Linked DNA regions of Mus musculus: region 2 is linked to region 1. A link is a loop called in an ENCODE intact Hi-C map of the cell type or tissue named here. Cell type or tissue: heart. All regions are shown on one strand.

Region 1 (8,000 bases):
ATAGGGACACCAATCCACCCACAAAACTTTCAACCCAAAATTTATCCTGTCTATAAGAAATACAGGGATGGGATGGAGCAGAGACTGAGGGAATGGCCAACTAATAACAGGACTAACTTGAGACTCATCCCATGGTCAAACACCAATCCCTGACACTATTAGTGATACCCTGTGATGCTTGCAGACAGGAGTCTGACATGGCTGACCTCTGAGAGTCTTCAACCAGCAACTGACTCAGACACCCACAGCCACAGTGGATGAAGCTTGTGGACTCTTATGGAAGAACAGGAGGAAGGATTGCAGCCCCTTAGGGTATAGGAACTCCACAGGAAGACCAACAAAGTCAACTCACCTGGACCCCTGGGCTCTCAGAGACTGAACCACCAATCAAAGACCATACACGGGCTGGACCTAGGCCTTCTCACACATATGTAGCAGATGTGCAGCTTGGTCTTCATGTGGGCCTCTAACAACTGGAACGGGTCTATGCCTAAAGCTGTGGCCTGTCCCGGAGGGATCTGTTCTTCTAGCTGGGCTGCCTTGCCTTGCCTCAGTGAGAGAGGAGGCACCTAGCTCCTCAGAGACTTGAAATGCCAGAGTGAAAGAATATCCCCATGGACCCCACCCACACAGATGGGGATGGCGGAAGGATTGTGGGAGGGGGTGGCTAGGAGGGGGCAGTGAGAGGGATGTAAAGTGAATAAGTAAAATAAATAAATAAAATTTTAAAAGATAGTATCTTTAAAAAATATTTTTTTAATTCACTTTACATCCCAATTCCTGTTCCCTCTCCTGGTCGTCCCCCTACCCCCAATCCCTTCTCCTCTGAGAGAGTGAGGCCTCCCAACCCTGGCATATCAAGTCTCTGCAGAGCTAAGTGCTGCTTCTCCTACTGAGGCCAGACAAGACATCCAAGTTAGGGAATGGATTACACATACAGGCAATAGCTTTAGGGACAGCCCCTGTTCCAACTGTTAGGGACCTGCATGAAGACCAGGCTGCGCATCTTCATATGTGCAGGGAGGGAATGGGGCTAGGTCTAGCCTGTGTATGTGGTTCAGTCTCTGAGAGTTCAGGAGTCCAGGTGAGTTGACTCTGTTGGTCTTCCTGAGTTCCTATCTCAATTCCCCCCCACCCCCCCCACACACACACCATCTTCCATAAGATTTCTTTACAGCACACGGATACTCTACCTCTGCTCATCAGGTTCCAGGTCTGCTTGCCCCTCCTGTCATTTTAACACTCAAGGCAGGTTCTCTTTTTTCCCCCTTTACACTGGCTTTTACCTAAAACAATCCTACCCTCTAAAATGCTGGCACTATTGATTTCTCTCTCTGCACCCGTATGTCTTGTCTATTTCTTTTCTTCCTTGAGAGGGTCTCATGCATCTCAGACTGGCCTGAAAGAGTTGTTGAGCCTCTAATCCTCCTGGCTTTGCCCCCACAACCCCAAACACTGACTGGGCCAACAGACATGCACCACCATTCTCAGTTCTGATGTCTTTTGTCATTCAGAAAGGTTTTCTATAGTTAGCCAGTCTCAGGCAGCCTATCTCTCTACTATATTGCTGGTTTTGATTTTTAACATAATACTTTTTTTCAAATATTCACTGGCTTTTTTACCTCTCTGCTTATTGCCAAACTTTTCTCTCTTATCTTATGAAGAGACACTTGAAGAGCAGGATAGCTGCAGCATCCTCAGATCCTGTCACTGAACAAGTACTGCTGGAGGGAATTAACACATGCTGAACATGACAGTAAGTACACACACACACACACACACACACACACACACACACACACTTGGATCTAAGCAAGGTCCTTACTCACTCAACTGAAAGCAACCTGGATAAGTTATCAGGATGTAATACAAATGGAAACAGTGACCCAGACAAGGTTTTCATCATGTAGTGTGACTAGGAATAAGGAGGCTGGAGGCTCTGGGGTAGGAGGTACTGACACAGAGATGAGAAACTGAGGGGACTTTGTGTTGTTTTAATGTGGAAAAGATCAGAGCACATTTACATTGTATTTAGGAAAAGCTGAAAATATTAGGAAGAAATAAAAATTTCTCAGATGTGACCACCATATTAATGCAGATTAATAACATAGTCTCAAAATACTAGCCTGTTGTCAGACTACACCAAATTACCCACATACCAGAAAGGCATGTGCTCAGAGGACTGGGCTTTACCTCGGATGCTCACCGACATTAGGAATATATTGTGGTATTCTCAAGGCTTTCATTCTGTGGGCTCTGCAACCTTCTCAAAAGGGTTTGGTTCTCCCAAGACATGTGAAAGCCAGGCATACCTTAAACTCTTGGAGTATCACACTCACTAGGTAGTTTAATATGATTAAAGAATTAAATACCATCAGTCACAACTACCTAAACCCAGATATATTACCAACCACAGGTGCCTGAACCTCAGATATAGCATCAGCCACAGCTGCCTGAGCTCAGACATACCCTCAGCCGCAGCTGCTGAGGCCCGCACACCATCATCCGCAGTTTTCGGCTTATTCTAAGAAGCCCTGTGATTTGCCTCTCACAACAGCCTCTACATTTCAAAACTCTACTCTGCTCCATGTACTAGCTGTTTTTTAAATGGCGTCATTCTTTAAATGTAAACATGGTCTATTATTAATGAGTAGGTATCCATGGTTGAAAAACAGCCTTCCAGATGAAGGCCATGTTACTGAATGCACTGAGTGAGGACCAGGCAAAAAGCATTTCCTGGGTGATCCAACAATAAGCAGCCATGAGCTCTGGAGAAGGTCCAAGAAGCAGAAGACACACTCTCTGGCTCGGGAGCATTTACTACCTGGGTTTGACTTACACAAGCGCCTAAGAAGTACATTATTATAAAAAGGCTCACTAACTGGGTCTGAAGAAGGCAGACAGAGAGGCCTTGGGTCAATGACGGTGGAGTGCCTCCTCTGTGGGCAGACGCTCAGCTTACCTGCTGAATGTCGAGGCTGGTGATGTCCATGTGGACAATGAGGGCTTCCACATTCTCCAGCAGTTTTTTATCTTGGAAATGAACAATTAAGTCCTTCATGACCTGGGGAGTAATCCCCACCAGTTTATCACTTAAGATATATGGCTCAAGGCACTCCAAAAACACGCCTTTTGCGACGGAATTTTCACTTAATTTGTCGTACATTTGACCAAATAGAAGATCCCTATAACAGAAAGAAAAAAAAAAGCAGTTTTAGGACTATTCCAAATACCGATTAAACTTAGTCTAAGTATGTCACATCTTTTCCAGACTTCAGTTTACATCAGCTTAACAAAAACACTAGCAATGTTTGCCCTGAAGTTTACATTGCCATACTGCACACAGTCAATCTTCCCAACAATTTTACACATAAGAAGTCCTGCCAGACACGGTGGTGCATTCCAGCAACCTAACACTCAGAAAGCTGAGCCCAGGCGAGTATGAGCTCAAGGCCATAAAACAGACCACACAGGACCAGCAAGATGACCCAGTAGGGAAGGGAGCGTGCCAGCAAGCATGCCAGCCTGAGTCTGATCTCAGGTCCCACGGGGTAGAGAGCAGAATGATTCTGACCCTCGGGCCAAACGAAGTTGACAAAGCTCAGCTCCTTGCTAAAACCACACTGGGATTATCAGTGAGAATCTGAACCCAGCTCTCTGGCTCACATCCTGTGTGCGATTCTTAGGGCAACTGCTTCTTAAAGCAGTAAGTAGGTAAAGGGCAGACACCATGAAGTAGGGCAGAAGTATCAAAGGACCACGCGCCCTTCCCCCACTCCTGCCACCGACATTCCCAGTGACCTCAGGCTCCATGAGCTCTGATCCTTCACTTTCCCAGGAAAGCTACAAGTTCAGCAAACAGCACGGATGTTAACAGACAAGACACGTCTGCAACAGAGGAAGGGCAACACGCAGTAGTGGTAAGGCTAAGGCAAGTCCACCCAGAGGCTAGCACCAAAGAGCAAGAAAAATCAGACTCAGCAACTCCTATCTGTCTCACTACTTCAAAATTAAAAGGAAGCAAAATTCTACAGCATGAGCTCAGTATTCTGGGAGAAAATGTGTTACGCATCGGGAAAGGAAGACAAGAGGAAGGTACACCCTGTTTCTGTATTTACGCTTTATGCTCCAGGGTACTGATATGTTTCCTAGAAGGACTAACTTCAGCCTTGCCCTGCACTATTTTTGGCTTTACCTCCTGTAACATGAAGTCTGCTGAATAAGAGATGAGGTCATTCGAAAGAGCTCAGTGTTACTAATGCTCTATTAATAGGGATATTTTGGAGAGCTTATTTTTTTTGCTGCAAACAGAAAAAAAAAGGCTAAACTCACACATTGTTTTATAACTTCTTAAAATGTGAAGAACTTAGCTGACAATAACTGCAGACTCTGAGAGGAGAGGGCACTGTCTATCTGAGACTTGCCAATCTGTACTAAGACAAAGCTGAATATCCGAGGACTACGTCCTGTCCACTTGGGCTACTGAGGTACTGCAGGCTCAGAATGCCACGCAACTGAGTCGTTTAGGCTTAATCGCTTCAGATACGAACCATGGTGATAGAAACTCAATGTGACTAGCACCATTACAGTTTACTAAAATATAATCCAAATACTGCACCGTTTTTACAGTTTAAAAGTATGATTACTTCACATGGCCTCTAGACCACTGCAAAATAAAACTGGCATTAAGTCTAGTAAAAATGATATTTGCATTGTGTGCAATTTGCTCCTAAGGGGAATCTCAATGGGAGGCATCCTTTTCAAATTGGGGAAATGAAGAAGAACGATTAAGTGTAGAGCAAACAGAAACACAAGGGTACACCAGTTTTAGGAGAAAGATACAGAAAGAGAAGTTACATACATTTAATAATTCTCTGCTCAAGGAAGCCCAAACTACTGACCACTGTAAACCTGTCTATGGCAACTCTAAACTGTTCTAAGACCTCTACCATTTAAGATTGATTTCCCTTAAGTATTTAATTAAACATTTCATATCCATAGCTAACACTTTAACAAATGGAAAAGACCTAGCCTGGGAGTAAAGATGAGTGTTGACCAAACAGCTTATTCCATCCTCCCCTAACACAGGACCACAGACAGGGTCTCAACAGTCCGATGGAAAAGAGAGCCAGACAGGAAAAAGTCAAATCTAGAACAACTCAAATCTAGAACAAAAGATGGGAGGAGGGGGCTGCAGGGGGACAAAGGATCCGAAACCTGCAACACTTCAGGCACTGGCACTGTGGTGGTGATGCTGCCCTGGCTCTCCTGTGGTTGCTGGAACTGAAAAAGCAGACATGGGACCAGGAAAGAAAGACAAAGACATGGAATTGTCATCAAAGCTGGACCAACACAATCTAGTGTTCAAACTTGGGAAAGAAAACTGAGAGATGAGAAAACTGTAGTATTCACATCACAGACCAGTGGTGGAGGAGTTTGTGTGCAGGAAGAGGAGGGGTGGAGGCAGCTACAACAAGCACTAAAGTACACTGTGGCTCAGGTACTCCTCTCTGGAATTCCCAACAACAAATACCATTCCCCAGCACAGCCAAGAAGGAGACTAGTGAGGAGGAACTGGTGAAAACAGAGGAGAGAAAACAGGCCCCCATGTGGACAAAAGCTGGAAGAGAGTCCGTCTTCCGCTCCATGTTCTGGCTCAATGAGAAGTCCCTTCTCCTAGCCCAACTGACAGACTGGAGAATAATTTTCTTTTGAAATCATACATATAAGAAATGCTTACCAAACGAGAGAGAGAGAGAGAGAGAGAGATTGATATTGAGAGAGAAGTGTGTACCTAGAGAACACTTCTGAGAATAACATGAAATGTTTCTGACAGATTTTGTTTTCCCCACACTGTCCTTCAGTTTACAACTGCTGGGGTCACTTTAACCCTGTGTCACTGTGAGAACTCTCAGAACCCCAGACTGTGAGCACAAGTCTCCTTGCTCCTTCAGTCACCCAGTGAGTGATAGAGAGACACTTTGCACCAAGTACCACACTTCTTTAGTATGAGAGGCATGCCCCACTGTGATGAGAATTTTCTCAATGTGAAGAGTTAACTGGACTGCAGTACTTCATACCATTAGGAAGCCACTATACCTACATCTCCTGTCCTGAAAACAAAGCTAGCACTGCCTCTCTGAAAATGAGTCAAAATATATACACATAAGACTACTAAGGCTATTGTGAAAACTAAAACATAACGTTGAGGAAGTGAGTGTGAAAATGGGGGGACGATAATCAGGAAAAGACGGCCGAGGATCCACACAAGCATCGTGAAGAAACTTCTCCTCCAGCACTAACTTATAAAGAGGACAAAGTGCAGCACAACACTGTCAACAGCACCCTGCTGCGATACAGTGACTGTCATCAACAACACCCTACTGCGATACAGTGCCTGTCACTAATGATAGCTGGGGGCAAACAACTGGCCCTTGATAACCTTCACTTATACTTCCACAGCGTGATCTGACCTTTTAGGAACTGGTTCTCAAAGACATACATATTCATAACTCAAGTGAGTGCAGTTAGGGTTTTAGCTGTGCATGAATTCTATACTCACACACGACCTTTACTATTTGGAGAGTGATCTTAGCTAATAACGGCTAAGACCACAGACACAGAAGCTGGACTCCCGAGCTGTGTAACCCACCTTTGCCCTGTATAAATTTGACAAGTTTCTTAGTCACCTGCTGTCTAGGGAATGTCACCTGTGAAATGAAAATGAGTAATGCTATACATGTTAATAAGGTGCGACAACAATTAAGAGACAAAGGACCTAGAGGTGCTTGGCTCTTACAATGAGTGTCAAAGCCCGGGGATTGGCACATGTTGGAAATTTATAAAGTTAATACTTAAACCTATAAAATGTAATCTAGAGTTTTATACTGACTTTGTTTTTAAATTAAAAGGCTCTGGGAGAAAAAACCTAAAGATGAATTAGCAAAATGAACCTAGTGAATGGTATGAAATACTGCAGGGTGATGGTCCATAAAAGTCACCTCCATCACCCTGTGACAAGTGCCCCTCCATTACTGTCGCACACAAGCACGCACCAGTGATAAACCACAAGCTTCTGTGTGTGAAAAGCTGTGAAGTGAAACAACTTAACATCATATGAAAATACATTCGAGAGTCAAGTCTGTGCAAATTAAGAAAAATTCTAGTTATGTTTATAGAAGTCCTGTAGTGCTGTGAATATGCCTGGCCCAGGGAGTGGCACTATTAGGAGGTGTGGCCTTGTTGGAGGAAGTGTGTGACACTATGGGCGTGGCTTTAAGACCCTCATCCTAGCTCCCTGTAAGCAAGATGTTGTCCTTATAAGAGTTGCCTTGGTCATGGTGTCTGTTCACAGCAGTAAAACCTTAACTAAGACAATTCCTAAGCAAGGCACTTCCTGTGAAGCAAGGGCTTCCTGTCTGAAGCAGGCAGGCACCGAATACTCACTTTCGCTGGAGCAGAAGGCAGTAGTCCACTATGACTGGCACCGTATCCTGGAAGAGAATGTAGGAGAGCATCAGCTCGGCCCTGACCCACAGCCCGCTGAGGAAAGCAGAGTTCAGCTTCAGATCTGGGTGACTGCTGAGATAATGCAACTCCTGAGCACGCTGTTGGTAAGCAAGCTGGCCCTCTCCCAGAAGTCTTAGGGGTAAACACTTTGGCCCAATAATGTCCATTCTGGAAATTTATCACAAATATATTAGGGGAGGGGGGCCTTTTTTTTAAGGTTTTATTTTTGTTTTACATGCATGGGTGTTTTACCTACATGGCTATCTTTGCAAGTGTTTTGCATGCAGCCCACAGAGGCCAGAAGATGACACTGGACTCATTAGAGCTGAAGATACAGACAGATGCGAGCTTCAATGTCAGTTCTAGGAATCAAATCTGGGTCCCCTGGAAAAGTAGCCACTGTCTTTAATTGCTGAGTCATCTCTCTATGAGGGGTCATGGGAGTTAAATCTATTTTAGAGATTTAGGTGTCTGGGCAGGCTAGGTAACAG
Region 2 (8,000 bases), 240 kb before region 1:
GGATAAACCTTTTATACCCTGTATATTTTTAAAGAAAAAGATTATCTCTAACTGGGCAGATCCCCTTAGCCAAAATAACGTGAGCTCTGGAGTGTTGTTTAATGCTTTAACACAAGTTGCTCAAGGAGAGCAATCAGGCTCAAGTGATGTTGAAAATAATATAACTTCACCTATAAACATCACCACTATTATGATAAAGGGAAAGGTGACCATTCCCAAAAGATCACGATGGCCTGTTGGCAATGCTACTGCTATACGCAGCATGCCTTGGTGTCATCCGGACCTCGCATTTCCTACAGTTTTTTTCACCTTGTCAATCAAAAATCTTTCCTCGGAAAGAAATAGCAAAGGGTTTTGTTTTGTCACCCCCACTAGATTTTGCTGTAATGAACGATAAAGGAGATGCTACAGGGAAAGAAAATATTTGGCCATATTACCAATGGACTTTAAGCAATGAGGCAGGTGCTAGTACCAGTCTGTCAGCCTTTGCATTGCTGACTGGAACCTTTCATGAGATATTGAATGTTTCTGCCACTCTTTCCAATACCTCTACTCATTTAGATAATGTGACAACTAATAGAATTATCAGAAATATGACTACTTCTCCAGTGGAAGTTTGTGTCAATCCTCCATTTTTCTTTATATTGGCTGAATTTCAAAATAATACAGAATGGTTAGATTGTACAAATGTCACTTGTTTTTTGACGCAATGCTGGAATGGAACCAAATTCTTAGCCTTAGTGGTTCATCTACCAATCTTTGTCCCTGTGCCTGTTGAGGCAGATCCAGAGAAGTTCCCAATAATGAGTCTTATTCGGCAAAAGAGAGGTTTTGGAATCACAGCTGCCATTGTTACAGCCATTGTGGTGTCCGCAGCATCAGCAGTTATCGCAGGAACTGCTATGGCCCATCAAATTAATACTGCTGACACCGTAAGTCAGATAGCAGAAAAATCCTCTGAAGCATTGCTTACCCTGCAAAGGGTGGATTCTCATATCGCCTCAGGGTTAATGTTAGTGAATCAGAGAATGGATATATTACAACATAATATGGAACGGATGATGGATGTCATACAAATGAGTTGTGTGGCATCCACATCGCATGTATGCATTACTCCCAATAGGTATATTAATAATTCTTTTATTAAAAGAACAGACCTATCGAATTACTTGAAGGGGAACTGGTCGCAGGAGCTGGAGAGATTGCAGACGAGACTGCAGATGCAGATCCTGAACCTTAATGGGACCAGAGTGGAACCAGTGACCCTCGGAGACTTTACCTCTTGGCTTACCTCTGCTTTTTCTTACTTTAAGGAATGGGTGAGAGTGATTTTGTTTGGTGCTGCCATATGCTGTGGACTGGTGTTCATGCTCTGGTTGGTATGCAAATTCAGAACCCAACAAAAACATGACAAGGTGATTATAACTCAGGCACTTTTAGCTATTGAAAACGGCTCCTCCCCTGAAATTTGGTTATCCATGCTCAAGAATTAGTTGGCATCTGAGTTCTCTACTCTTGCACTCCACAGCACTGAGATGAGAGAGACTCAACGATCATTGATCAGCCCTTGCACATCACTGAGGTTTCCTCATTGCAAGCGATAGAGTGATCATGATTTCACCACTAATTCATTTTTTGGCTGGCCTCTTTTACAGAGTTCACCCTAGGTCATTTAGCAGTTATTGTCACACAGCACTGTGGTATCCAGAGACGGGCAACTTTCCTCATGCACAGTCCAACCTAAGACATGGGGCCCGGTGGCGATAGGGTTACCCTATGACGGGTAAGGCTGTGACATTAGAGGAACGACCTAAAACAGGAGCCATGGCGGATGGGCATAATTGCACAGGCCTAGTCCAGCCTCATTTTATTAAAACAAACAGGGGGAGATGTGAGAAGCCACATGTGCCGTTGCAGAGTGGCACTGACTACTGCTGGCCACCACGCATAAGTTTGGACAAACAACCAATGTGTACATATGCAGTAAAGTTTTTTGCAAAGACACTGCCTGGCCCAGGCATGATAATGAGGCTTTGAGAGTATAACCAATCAGATGTGAGACATGCAAATGAGGTATGATTATGAGGCTCTGTGAGGTACAGAGAGAGAGAGAGTAGCCAATCAGATGAGGAAGATGCAAATGAGGCGTAGTGCATAACCAATCCAGGTATGAGACACGCCTCTCCTAGGCCTATATAAGCAGCACCAGTTCTGGGCTCGGCGTCTCTTCGCCTCTGCGCCTCTGCAATCAAGCTCTCCCAATAAACATGTGCAGAAGGATCCTGTTGCAGCGTCGTTCTTGCTGGTCGAGTCCGGCGCTCGCAAGACCATTACAGATGGTCATGAGCCACCATGTGGTTGCTGGGAATTGAACTCAGGATTTGTAGAAGAGCAGCCAGTGCTCTTAATCACTGAGCCATCTCTCCATCCCCCAAAATCACATTCTTAAAGGGCAAAATTTAAAACTAGTCTTTTGTAAAGGGAAAAACCTTGAATATTTTTAAATGGTAATGTACACTGGTAAGAACTGTTTTTTAGAAATACCTTTGAAGCCCATTGTGCTACTATACGTAACCTTAAAGGGAAGACTAATGAAGCCCTCAAATCAGCAAAGAAAGCCACAGTGTACCTGTGCTCTCTACACCTTCCTCCCCAGTAGTACCAAGCGGTGGTTGCGGATGGGGAAATGGGGGAAGTGTGTTGACAGAGTGCCTGAGGCCCGTGATTTCTAGTTAACACTAAACTTTCTAGGATTTTAACACTTGCCTTTAAACACAGACCACACTTTAAGACCCACCAGCATGCTGCGGACTCTCTAGGTGACCTCAGCCCTTTGGTAGCCATTGGTGAGGTTAATCCACGTCAAGCATTCTAGACTATGTTTAGAAACAGTTTTCTGCTGAACCAGAATGGTTCCCAACTATCCGGGGTATGGTCCCCATCTGCTTATCTTGATAGCCTTTGCATATTTTGAGTTTAACAGCTATGCTATGCCACTTCCTGGTTGAACAGCAACATCGCACCACTTCTGGTGACGTCATACTGGGCACCACGGGGTTGTCAGCCAGATAGAAAAAAATGATGTCACTAAGTTGTGCTTCCTGGCTCTCTGGCACTTTCACTAACTAATTCTTTCTTCTGTTGTTTTCCATAGTTTTCTATGTAACCATCGGCAGATAGTAGCAGGGAAAGGTGTCCACCTTGATTGGTTCTTCAGTGGAGTCAAATATTTAGGAAGGAATTATATTTTGTATGTTCTCTTTGGTATCTGTAGAGACTAGGAGAGTGGAAATGGAGAGGGTTGAAAGGGGCTCTGCATTCTTACCCTATGAATTTCATGCGTGTCAACTGTCGGAGGCACTTGTCTCCTTTCACCTGACTTTGAGGAGCCTGGCAGAATGAGTGCCGGGAGCAAGACTCTTCTAAGAGGACCTGAGCAGAGCTAATGAGCTGTGTCATGTGAAAGCTTCCCTTGTACCTAGGGCCATTCCACCTTCTCTCAGAGGACACAGAAGCAGTTGCTATTTCTAGGCAGAGCGTGATATCCTTAGGATGAGGTTAGGGCAGAACTGCTTCCAAATTTTAATTACACTTGGATTTCAGAGCACGCTGAGGTCCTGAGGGTTGTTTTTAGAATCTGGCAGAGAACGCTGGTTGTTACCTGGTATTTCTCTGACAGTAACTGGCTCTGTTTTCAGTTTGTGCGCATAGTTGCCATGATATAAAAATCTTGGTCAGTTTCTAATGTATCAAACTGTGGTCATGCGTGCTCTGGACAATGGACTATAAATGAGGGGTCTGGTGGCAGCTCCATGAAGCTAGCTTCACTGTCCATCAGTGTGCATCCTCCGTTCCTTTTTTCTGCCTCCTTCATCTTGCTGCATGGGACATAGATGTAATGGCTAGAGTTCTACCCACTGAACCATGCAGATAGAGCCATCTCCTAAAATAAAGTCCAATGAAGATGATTGGGTCCCTGAAGACCTCAAAGAGCACAGTTGTCATGTCAAATGACCTTCCTATAGTCATTCATGTGTGAACTGTCATGGGCAAGCCAGTGCTTCTGAAGGTCTTTAGTCACAGCTGACCTGAATCTGAACTGATGCATATAGGCTCCAGGAACTGGGGGAAGGTACGTTGTTCTCTTCTTTGTACACAGGGAGCTTCAAGAATCTAGCCATGTGTGCACGCATGCTTGTGTGTGTACTCGTGTGTGTATATGCATGCGTGTGTGAGTGTGTGTGTGTTTCTTGCTTTAAACGTTTTTGGGGTTTTTTTCCCCCTGATCTGTTGTGTTTTTCAACTTAATGTTGGAAAAATTTATGCCACACTGTAAATATAGCTGCTGGGGGAAGCTCACAGAGAGGACTGGTCTGAACATCAGAGCAGGACTTGATATCAGTACTGAACAAGATGTAGTCTCAAAGGCCAGCTTGAACCTCAAATTTTCTGCTCTGTAATTAAAGATACAAGCATAATGAACTGCATGCTACCAGGGATGTGGTTTGCTGTGTTGTGATAGATAATTTAGAAAGCAGTATCTCTCATGACAGAGCAGAGGAACCTCCAACCATGAAACTATTTCATTGCTACTTCATAACTGTAATTGTCTCATATGAAGTGCCAAAGATGAGATTCATGAACCTGCTTGCTAGGCCAGAGATCTGTAAACTGGAGCACCCAGTCGAGAGGAAACTGAATAATGAGCCACGGCAGCTCAGGCCGTGTATATTAGAGCTACCCTTGCCTCTTCATCTCAAGCTAAGCAGATCATCCTCTTAACGTTCTGTGAGTTGGTGGACACAGTCTCGTCAGTGCTGTCTCAGAAACCTGCAGATCAGGGGCTGCAAACAGGGGTTCTTGATCCCACTATTTGACCTCAGAAATGCAGTGACCTAACCCTTCTGTATTAGCCAGGGTTCTCCAGAGCAGTTGTTCTCAGTCTGTAGGTCAGGACACCCTTGGGATTTCATATTGGATATCCCTCATATCAGGTACAGTATGATTCATAACTTGCAAAATTACAGTTATGAAGTAGCAGTGAAATCATTTTATGGTTGGTGTGTAAGAGGAGGCTCTGATGCTAACCCTTTTCCCCAATTGGCTCTTGATTTGTCAATAAAGAAGGTTGGAGACTAATTGCTGGGCAGAGGGTACAGGTAGGACTTCCAGGTCCCAGGAGGAAAAGTGAGACACAAAGGAAGGAGAGGCTTTTCTGCCATGCTTTGGAGGAAGAAGGACCTAGCAATCAATCATGTAAGGCCTTGGGGGGAGCTAGGGCCTGCAGCCTCTACTATGGGCCAAGGATGTTTGGCAGGGGCTAGGTGAAACAAGCCACTAAGTTTAGGGCAGGAGGAGAGATGGAGATAATAAATTGGCAAGGGCATGCTTTTCCAGGCAGGAGATATCTATGCCCACCAATTGTACGTAGGCAGTTAAAGAAACAGGCTGTGTGTGTGACTGTCTTTTATCTGTGGATTCAAGGGTCCCAGGCGGGAGCTAGTAGCTCGACCCCTCCCAGAACAAAGGTAGAAAGAGAAGTCAGGTTAGGATGGCAGTGGCTGATCCCAGAGCTAAGCTGGGTGGAACAAAAGAGAGCCAGGAGGGGATGGTAGCTCGGCAGCTCCCAGGCAAAGTAGAACATTTATAAATTACCCCCAATGTTGGTGGCCACCACAATATGAGGAACTATATTAAAGGGCCACAGCATTAGGAAGGCTGAGAACAATTGCCCTAGAAGAACAGAACAGAGAATGACTGTGAAATAAAATTCATTTTAATCTTATGTGTATACACATATGTATATCTACATATATAATATATGTAAATATTTAATTAAAGCTTTATTAGAGTGGATTACTGTTTGTGACCTGGATATTCCAACAATGGCTATCTCCTGATGGAAAGGCCAAGTATCTAATAGTTATTCAGTCCATAAAACTGAATGTCTCAGCAGCCCCTTTCTGGTACTATAGTTGCAGGGAAGACCTAGAAAACTGCCTGTCTTCAGGCTTCATGAGACTCCTTAAAAAATATGTTCTAATATCAGTGAAGGAATGCCTCAGCTGCAGCATAGATGAAATTACCAGCAAGAGTAAGAGCAAGCAGGCAAAAGCCTCCATCTTCCATGTCCTTTTATGTAGCCCAGAAGGTGTGACCCAGATTTGGGATGGGTCTTACATCAAATTATCTGGATGTAGGGTGGATCTTCCCATGTCACAGTCCGGTCAAGAAAATCCCTCACAAGTATGCATGGATCCTTGAATTTTAATTTATTCTTGATGTGGTCAAGTTGACCACAGATTAGCACTGTGCCCCATATCCTAAATCTTCCCAGTCAAATCCTTACCTTTGATATGATGGACTTGTCCTGAGAATTCATGTTCTGTAGAACTCCACAACTTTTATAATTAAATCCTATGTTTGACTCCTCTGCTTCTTCTTCCCATGAGACTACAGGAGATGAGGTTCTTTACATAATGCTCCAATGTTCACAGTCTTGTTACCTTAGTAATAATCACTACACACCATTTGCAGTATTTCTCTAGTACAGTAATCGCCCCCAGCAATAGCCAGCTGTCTTCATTTAGCTACAACTTTCTCTGACCTCAAATGCTTCATTATTTTCTGACTGTACCTTATCCTAACTTCTCTGGCAAAAGTTTCAACTTTTGCAGCTTCAGCATGCCAGGGACTAAGAAAGCTCATGCAGCTAGTGATCTGGTTTCAAATACCCATTTTAGAACTTATCTACTCACCCAGATCCTAGACACTGTTCTCCAGGGTCTAGCCCAGTGAGTCTGCCTGACCCTCCCCTCTGAGTCTTTAAAATCCCCAGATATGGCCCAGTGTTGCAGTCTTTAACACAATCAACCTCTAGCCTTTCTCTAGGACCCACACTGCCTGCCTCAGACACACAGGCCCTTCCCATACCAGATCCAATATCTCCACCTGGCCAGCTCTACCCACACACTCCAGGTTCGGACTAGGATTCACATCCTGCACACCAGTATAGCATTCTCTTAACTTTGTTCCATCTAGGCCATTTTCAACCTTCAGATACAACCTGACCACACACCCTCTCTTCTGCTCCAACCTGCCTTTCCATGTCAGACACAAAACTAACAGAAGGAGTACACATGGAACTCATTATGCGAATAAATACAAACTTATGAAATAAATACAAACATTATGAAGGATCAAAAGAGGGTATCCCCTTGTATTCCACACCAAGCACCTTAGTCGTATAGAAATGGTTGCCAGTGAGGGTTTCCTGGGTGAAACCTGGGACACAGAACTTAAGAGAACAGTCATAAAGGCCACCAAAGAACTCAAGCTAAAAGAGGTCACGATGAAACCATGTAAGAAACTTAAAAATAGCTCAAAGAGAATAAATATCTGAGCGGCACTCAAGAACACACAACATAAAGCTGGTGGAGCCGGGCGTGGTGGCGCACGCCTTTAATCCCAGCACTTGGGAGGCAGAGGCAGGTGGATTTCTGAGTTCGAGGCCAGCCTGGTCTACAGAGTGAGTTCTAGGACAGACAGGACTATAAAGAGAAATCCTGCCTCAAAAACCAAACCAAACCAAAACAAACCAAAACAAAACAAAGCCATTAAATAGGTTTGGACCCCAAAGTTTCATGTGTTTGAATGTTTAGCTCATAGGGAGTGGCATTATTAGGAGATATAGCCTTATTGGAGGAGGTGTGGACTTGTGTGAGGAAGTGTGTCACTGTGGAGGTGGAGCTCTGAGGTCTTCAATGCTAAAGCTACACTCAGTGTGAAACAATCCAGCCTTCTCCTTGTTGTCTGAGCATCAAAATGTAGAACTCTCAGCTCCTTCTCCAACATCCTATCAGCCTGGAAGCTGTCATATTTCCCATCATGATGGTTATGGATTAAACTTCTGAAAGTGTAAGCCAGCCCGAAATTAAATGTTTTCTCTTATAAGAGTTGCTTTGGTCATGGTGTCTCTTCACAGCAATAAAACTCTAACT

What was found. A loop is a pair of places that touch in the nucleus more often than their neighbours do. Peaks named below come from ENCODE experiments on the same cell type or tissue, not always from the same donor. Only the 100,000 strongest peaks of a DNase experiment are listed, where the experiment ranks them.
Region 2: it touches region 1 in a loop (3-fold over the local background); 10 of 42 quality-filtered maps call a loop at or near these places.

What each region holds. Positions count from the first base shown.
Region 1 is chr16:21,495,373-21,503,372 of GRCm38, reverse strand. It overlaps Vps8 (VPS8 CORVET complex subunit), which reads right to left. Exons shown (of 47, transcript NM_001285893.1): 21 at 7,447-7,493; 22 at 2,963-3,185. Among named protein-coding and RNA genes, the nearest start is that of Vps8, 76 kb to the right of the region's middle. In heart, CTCF peaks have their summits at 4,453 and 5,612; no DNase peak of the experiment used is centred here; H3K27ac peaks cover 3,333 bases.
Region 2 is chr16:21,739,142-21,747,141 of GRCm38, reverse strand. No RefSeq gene overlaps it. Among named protein-coding and RNA genes, the nearest start is that of Ehhadh, 45 kb to the left of the region's middle. In heart, no CTCF peak of the experiment used is centred here; a DNase peak (open chromatin) is centred at 3,531.